2 separate regions of the Homo sapiens genome follow, and region 1 is linked to region 2. A link is a contact called in ENCODE Hi-C data. All regions are on one chromosome and are shown on one strand. The core of a region is the stretch at or near the end of the contact, and the rest is flanking DNA. Distances in the headings are between cores, read along the strand shown.

Region 1 (4,159 bases), core at 1,098-3,597, 73 kb before region 2:
TCCCTTATTTTGATGAGAAAGGCTTATCAAGTTATTGTTCGCACATTTTAAAAGGAGGCTTTAATTTCTTTCTTTAGCCCTAAGGGAAAATGTGAACACTGGATATTATTTGGAGTTTTTCACATGAAATATGTTTCATTTAAAGGCAGTTTACAAAGGAAAGTAAAATTGTTATCTTTTTTCCAGTATTACATCTATTGTTTAAAATGTATTTGTAAGATATTTGATCTCCATAGCACATTTCTTAAGTTTCTGTCACTTTTTGGAGGAAAGAGAGAGGGGAAGTGTGGCCAGTTTTTTTGATCAGGCAAAGCTGATAGATGCCCTTGTAAAAGCTCCCCAATCTCTCTGTAGCCAGGTAGAGCTAAACTGATTTGTGACTGTGTGTACACCTGCTGTATTCGACTTGATAGCCACCAGCCCCGTGTGGCTGTTGAACAACTGAAACGTGTCTTGATCAACTTAAGGTGCTCTAAATGTAGAAGACATCCAAGATTTTGAAGACTTAGTATGAAAAAAAGAATGTAAAGTATCTCATTCATAATGTTATTTGATTATATGTTGAGATGATATTTGGGATACATTGGGTTAAATAAAATATATTATAAACTTAATTTCACCTATTTATTTTTACCTTTTTAAAATATGGCTACTAGAAAATACTAATTTGTATGTATTATTGGATTATATTTCTATTGGACAGCATTGGCACAAACTTCAACAATTAAAAGATTCCAAATGTTGGTGGATGTTTTTTCAATTATCCAAATATTTAATTTATATTACTCCAAAAATTGATACAAATGTATTATTCGGCCAGGTGCAGTACCTCATGCCTGTAATCCCAGCACTTTGGGGGGTCAAGGTGGGCAGGTCACCAGAGGTCAGGAGTTTGAGACCAGCCTGGCTGACATGGCGAAACCCTGTCTCTACTAAAAATGTAAAAATTAGCCAGGCACAGTGGCGTGTGCCTACTGTCCCAGCTACTCAGGAGGCTGAGGCACGAGAATCGCTTGAACCCGGGAGGTGGAGGTTGTGGTGAGCCAAAATTGCGCCACTGCACTCCAGCCTGGCCAAGAGAGTGGGACTCTGTCTCCTAAATAAAGAAATAAATACATGTATTATTTATTTTTGGCCTAAAATGTCATTAAAATTTCATTTTACCCTTAGAGTAGGGTCCAGATGACTTAGATGGCTTGTTTCTACCTAGTGAGAATTTTAAATATACTTAGGTTAAAAAGGTAAACTCCACGAAGCTGAAGAGGGACAAGGAAAATTATAGTTCTACGTAAAAAAGTAAACATTAACGTTAATTAAAATAACTTTAGATAGATTTCATATACCCCAGGGTGGTATGGATCAATTTTTATATATTTCCTTGGCTTAATATTTGAATGACTTGAATGCAGATGTTTCTGTTTTTATATCCTTGCCTTCCAGTGTAGCAGGGAAAGCCAGAAGATTAGTTTAAGTGGACTGTTGCGGGGGTGGAATCTATGACATTTCCTTTGAAGGGCCTCTTAATGGTGTATCTCAATGTTATATACTAAAGTTTGTTAGTCTTTAGGGCATCTTATCTGATAGGTAAATATTACTCTGTAATAATTCAATAGAGAAGTATGTATATAAACAGAACTGATTTTGTGTCATTTTTTGGCATGGCTATGTATACAAGGTATTATTTCCTAATAACATGAAACTGCTCTACAAGTTTCATTTTTAAATATCTGTTTGGATCACAAAGCTTAATTTCTATCCCTCCATAAACCATCTTTATGTCCATCCCCACTTTCATTATCTCCTTTCAGATACCACAGTTCTATAAACCTAAAAGCCAGAAACAAAGATGAAACACAGGTACCCACTCAATAGTCTGAGCACTTCTTAGGTGTAAGAAACTGCAACAGCAATTGTAGGGATCCAGATATTTATTGTATCTAAATTAAACATCTTAAATCATTTTCCATGAGAACCTATGAAAAAGAAGAGAATACGATATTTCCTGCAGGATCAATGTCTTGACACCCAACAGCTTCACTCTGAAATTTGGATGTGGGGGCTAGAGTGTGGATCTGGGTTGTAAGGATATTCAGGATCACTCGCTAAGGAGCACGAGAAAAATCAATACAAACACATGGCCCACTTGGTACGGTTGAAAAAAATCTCAATTTCCTCTCCTTGAAGTCACAGTCTGTGGATAGCAAGGGTACAGCCTCCAGTGTATTAAGCAAAGTATGTGTGAAATGAGATGTAAATGATCTGTTCCAAAGTCCAGAGCCTACTGAGATTGTGCAATGTAGTTTGGCATTCAGACTCATTAATTTCTGCCATCTCCAAGGTCTGCTTCCTTAATATAACTAAGAGGGCAGTTTGCCCAACTTTCTTCAAATGTTGTTTTAGGTTACCCATATCTCAACTAATTAAACAAGATATATAAACACACTATCAGACTACTTTATTTTTTTCCTTTCAATCCTTACTCTTCCTATGTATTCTATTGTTTTCCCTTTTTATTCAACAAGCTTTTATGAAGTGTCTTCAGTGTTCCAGTTATTATTCAGAGTGAACTCAAACATGAGGGAACAAAACATGAACATTTATGCCTTGCAGAGTTTACATTCCCATAATGAGTCAGAAATGGGTTTTGTTACTTGCTGTAATAAAACTCTGATGGTTTGAGGAGCATTCCCAGTAAATTTCAGGAATAAAGCCAAGATACACACCATCGCAGCCCTGTTCTGCACAATGATGAAGAGCTTCTCTATCAAAACAAAAGAAGAAAAAGTAACAAGAGACATGGAATAGAAATGAAGATACAAAATCTTCATGCTTCCCATTTAATAGGCCTATATACATGGAAAATCTCTGATAATCTAAAGGCAATCAAAGCTCATAAGATTACCTGATAATTATCATCAACTTGGTACAGAAATAAACAGCTTTCACTCATAGTAAGAAGACTCTAAATCCACCAAAAGATCCAATAAAAAAGCCATAAGGTAAGCAGAATTTTTTTTAGAGACAGAGAGAAAAGAAGGATCATTATAAAGAATTTCATAAAATATTATTGATGAATGGCTGTTGGTTTTTTTTATCTGGTACAGCATTTGATAGTGACTTAACTCATTTTGGGTCATGGACTTTAAATAAAACAAACATGATTTTTATGTAACCCATGGGTCATCATCCTAGAAATAAATGCACACACATAAAACACTGTGGTGTGTGAGAGTGTTTGCCTAACACATGAAGGCCACTTACCCTGAGCTAGGTAACCTTAAATGTGCCTTCAACTCAGAAATGATTGATTCTCCCATTATTATCACTTTAAGATCACATTGATAGGATATAATCAAAACCAAAATAATAAATGTTTAAATTAATGAGATCCTACAATTTTCAAGGCACTCTGCTAAGCACGTTATTTACATTATCACATTTAATGTTCACAACAAACCAATAGTGTAGTCACTATTATTATTCCCACTGTATAGATGAGGAAATGGAGGCTCATAGAGGTCAACTAATCCCATACTTCAATACGGTCAGGCGGCTCTTTGGATATACATCTTTTCATAGAACCAACTGATGTATCATATTTTGCTTTTTTCTAGAAAACTTAGTTTATATTTATATACACCTTAGTATAAATGTTTAATGCTTGCCTCCCCAATGATCCATAAACCCCAAGAATAGAGACCTTGATGAGTTTCATTCACCAATGTAACCCCCATTACCTGCACATGATATAGGACTTAATTATCACTCAATAAATACTGGCAGAATATATTAATGAGTAGGGAAAAGAATGAATGAATAATGAATAAACTGTGCAAAATTGTGTAGCTTTTGAGTAGAAAAGCCTGGATTTTTGTCCAGATTTGCATGCCTTCAGAGCCCCACATAATGTAAATGAAGTTATACAACAAATAAAAAGAATAAAAATATTTTAAAATAGAGTTGAACATCAAAAAAAAACTAACTAAATAATAGCATAAAGTCAAGGAAGTAGATGATACTCAAATGTACTTGAGAAAGGTAGTACTGGCTTTGAGCCCTCTACTGACGAAACTAAGAGAAGAATGATAAATTTCTTCTGCTTCCAAATTTGACTTCCTCCACCCCATAATGCCTCTCTTATCATAATTCCTTATTTTTG
Region 2 (4,130 bases), core at 739-3,238:
GCTGGCGGATGACTTGAGGTCAGGAATTCAAGAACAGCCTGGCCAACATGGTGAAACCCTGTCTCTACTAAAAATACAAATATTAGCCAGGTGTGGTAGCACATGCCTGCAGTCCCAGCTACTCAGGGAGGCTGAGGCAGGAGAATCACTTAAACCCGGGAGGCAGAGGTTGCAGTAAGCCAAGACTGCGCCACTGCATTCCAGCTTGGGTGACAAAGCGAGACTCCATCCCAAAAAAAAAAAAAATGTATTGAAACACAAGTGCCATAAGATTGAGACGGCCCAGATTGCAGAACAATACAGGGAGGATAAATGCCCTGGGAAGTCTCCTAGAACCACAGAAGACTTTACATGGGTGAGAAATATTCATGCATTCCATTAGTCCATTGAGAGTCTATCTGTTGCCACTATGTAGCTTAGCCTATCAGACTGAGATCCTTTCTTATGTATGGTCTGCCTGCCTGTTCCCTGTGGGATTTCACCTATGAGTCCAGTGGATGCTGGCCTTGGAAGAGGGAAGTTTGTCTTTTCCTTTTGACAATGAAAACTTATTTACTGGATCTGGCTCATTTTATCATTCTTCCTGTAGAAGAAGTTGTCTCTCAAAGCTCTTCTCAATTCTCAATTAGATTTCTGGAGAATGACCGCATAGTTCATCTACATTTCCCAGGTATATTTGAATCTATCTTTTTTAAAAAGATTTTTCTCTTTACTATTTTATTCTTGACCTCTAGAACTTGTTCATAAAGGATATATGTATCATTTTGATCCTACTTAATAACCTTGATATATACAAAGAATAACTAATTATATGTGACAGATGCTTCAAAGTGGAATAGACACAGCACACCTGAGGGGATGAGATGTGGAACAAGGCTGATGTGATGAGGAAAGGAAAGTATGGAAGGGTAGATGAGACTTATAATGGGGCTCAGAGAATGCAGAGATCTCATGCGAGAGGGATAAGGGAAGAGAGAAAAAAGAGAGTGGAATGATGTAGGCTAAATGGCACTTGGATAGGGTATAACTCAGAAACCATAAAAAGTGGAACAAAAGGCCCTGAAGAAGCTTTCAACCATATTTTCAAGTAGTTTGGGCTCAACTATATTTTTTCAAGTAGTCTGGGTTGCAAGTGACAGAAACCCACTCTGCCACAAATAGCAGGAGTACAGGTTTATCATGCAGTATCTCATTGCTCTCTTATCAAACAAGGTGATAGGGCCAAAAGACATACGCATTGCTTAGAAGCAGCATTGTGGTTCAAGGCAATATTTTCTTTCTCATTTTTTTTCCCCATTCACCTAGAGAAACCCTGTGACACAGGTAGACCATTGCAGGTAATCAAGAGAAGCTAAAGTAGGGCATATCTAAATTGGAGCCAGGAATATTTTAGTTCAGATCTTCACAGCTTTGTTCTTTCCAGTTTTAGGAAAAATAAAGAATTCATTCAAATCATAAGTAAAAATTACTATTATTTTTAAAAAGCTAGCTCTTTAATGCTGGGTCCAGAGTATGTTTTGTCTATTCCTACATACATTGCAGATTTAACTCATGAACCAAGCTGTTCTACAGTCCCATTTGAAAATCATCACCAATTGTGAGAGTCATTATAGTTAGTTTTGAAAATCTACCCTTCATTATACTAGCTTCCTAATGTTAATGAGTATGGAAGAGATGAAATTATGCTGGTCCATGACCCTTGTTGGCCATAATTAGAGGATGCCTAGGACAGCCTCCTTTCAGAGAAGCAGAGCACTTTGGAGGATGAAGAGTTGAAGGCAACGTAGGCCATTAGTACTCTGCAGATTCCTTGGAGGCTGCAGAGGATTATTAAGAGTCTAGTTAATGGGGCAACACATGAGTGAGGAAATGCCAGGGATTCCTTGGCTCATCAGACAATGCAGACACACTAAAAATTACAGAAGTGTTTTGGCTCAGGAGCTGGAGGAGTGCTGCCAAGTTCTAGAGACATTCCCCAGATTTCCCATAAACACTGGGCAGGCAGCGGGACCACAGCCACCCCTCCAGGAAACTGGCTCCTTTCATCATTAAATCGAAAGGGGGGAAATGACACCCTTGGCTAAGAAACACTAAAGTTCCCTTTTTCCACAAATGGAGAATAAGTACAGATAGAAGAGAAAGGCCACTTTCAAAGAGGCAATAAATCTGCCAGCATTTTGGCCTAACACAATTTCTGCTTATTTTGAATGCATACTCAGAAAAATGCCGGCCGAAAATCCAGATGTTTGCTGAACGTAGTCATGATATGGATCTAAAGGGAAAAAAAGGTAGATTACTGATTGGCTTTTCCCTTCCATCTGAGGGTATAGCATTATACAACACAAAGATATAGGAATGGAGCAGTATCATGAATATTTGAAAAATATTCTACCCCAGCATAATTCAATATGAAACATCTGCAAAACAGGAAAAAGATAAAAGGAAACAAACAAGAAAACAAGCAAATGACTGTAGGGAAGGACAGGAAAACTTACTTGCCCACATAGGCTCTGCTCCATTTATAGTTTTATCTTAGATTATTTCATAGTTTTGTTCAGAAGCTTTGGCATAACTGAATGCATTTCTTCTTTTTTAACTTTCATAGAAGTGACACTGTAAATGCATAGATGCTATCTTAATGTTCTGTCTGCTACGAAAGTGAACAAAACTTGATTGTTCTTTATAAGAAATGTACCTAGGCAATATGGCTAGATGGAAGCCACAGCATTTTTGTACATGGCCACAAAAAATCTTCACTCTTCTCTGGGTGAGATTAGAAAATTTCATATGAACTCTTGCTATTCCATCACATTCTAACATTGTTTTTAAAACAGTGCTCTCCAATTTCATTCTTTGGAATCTTAATTTTTACTTTGCTAGTTCATGATGCTGTTCTTTGTCTGATTTTGTAAATTTGTATATTTCTATATCTACATGAAAATAATATTTTACCTCAATAATTTGTTAAACCTTTGAGATAACCCAGTAAGTTCCCTAAAATATCAGGCATCAGGGGTTAATGGCCATGGAATATGTGCATTGTGTCTACATGGCATCCACAGCCTAGGAAGAGAGGACCTCAGTTGAAGCCCTGAAAGTTCTTCGTTTTCCTTGAATCTCACCCAACTCTTGCCCTTCACCCCTCCTTACAGTCACCTGAGTGAACTTCTAAACCTTCCAATGCCACCACAATCACATCTCACACATGCGGATGCTCTTCAGATTTTCAGCATAAAGTAACAAACTCCTTAGTACAGTTTTCAAGACCCTTTGCAATGCAACTTCTGGCCCACTTTCAAACTGATTTTGTGCCATGTCCTTATATGATCTGCGATTCCTCCATCCCTCCAGACACATAATCACTTAAGAATGTGTTTGAGCACCTACAACTTTCAGCAAAGAACCATGTGCTGGGGGTACGATGGTGCATAATAGGGATATTTCTAGACAGAGACAAGTAAAGAGGTAGTTCCAACAGTAGGAGATGTGTGGGATGCCATAGAAGGAATGGAAGGGGTTTCTAACCCACACTTGGTTGGGGTGAGATGGCCACAGATGGCTCCCATGAAAAATTAACATCTGAGACCCCCAAAATAAATAGAAGTCAATCAACCAAACAGTGTAGCAATGATTAGTACTCTAGAAGAGGAAAGGGTCTCCCCAGTGTCTTGTAAATAGGAACATTCTTAAAGAACTGGAAGGATTTTAAGAAGGCAGGAGTGCAGGACAGTGCTGCAGAATGAATTATTTGTATTTTCCCTAATGTGTCCTGTTCCTTCATTTCCCTGTATCTCTGAGGGAACTTTCATCCCAGTTATCACTTCTCGCATCCAACGATATCTTCCCCAACCATATCACCACCACCCTAGGAAAGCCTCCATGGTAACTCTCTGTGCCCTCCATACTGTACTTACAATGTTTCCCATGTAGTCTCTGCCTGTTCTGACACCTGCACTCAGCTCTGTATGCTTTGAGGGTGAGAATTTTGAGTCCTCATCTTTTGTTTTCCTGACTCCTAGCACTGAGCAAGGCACACAACAGATACACAGTTTTTCCAGTGCAAGGAATGGAGAAGGTTAAAATATCGTCCTTTATTCTTGCAACCCATCTGCAAATGCATTGGTCTGGGT

Evidence for each region. Hi-C counts contacts between places; a loop is a spot of excess contacts on that map. Pooled maps may share reads with other maps.
Region 1: a loop to region 2 is called in a map of endothelial cell of umbilical vein, with 2.6 times the contacts of the local background. The contact joins two enhancer-like sites. A Hi-C loop is called at or near these places in 4 of 168 maps with a recorded cell type or tissue (endothelial cell of umbilical vein, esophagus muscularis mucosa, prostate gland and 1 more) and 5 of 50 pooled maps.

Annotation. Positions count from the first base shown.
Region 1 is chr3:7,380,984-7,385,142 of GRCh38, reverse strand. All of the region lies in intron 4 of GRM7 (glutamate metabotropic receptor 7), which reads right to left. Among named protein-coding and RNA genes, the nearest start is that of GRM7-AS1, 150 kb to the left of the region's middle. Within about 2 kb of position 2,347, at least 2 of the 41 ENCODE cell types and tissues checked have a DNase peak (open chromatin) inside an H3K27ac peak, as active enhancers do; they include endothelial cell of umbilical vein, where a contact is called at or near this core.
Region 2 is chr3:7,307,714-7,311,843 of GRCh38, reverse strand. The region is part of intron 4 of GRM7 (glutamate metabotropic receptor 7); the gene reads right to left. Among named protein-coding and RNA genes, the nearest start is that of GRM7-AS1, 230 kb to the left of the region's middle. Within about 2 kb of position 1,988, at least 5 of the 41 ENCODE cell types and tissues checked have a DNase peak (open chromatin) inside an H3K27ac peak, as active enhancers do; they include endothelial cell of umbilical vein, where a contact is called at or near this core.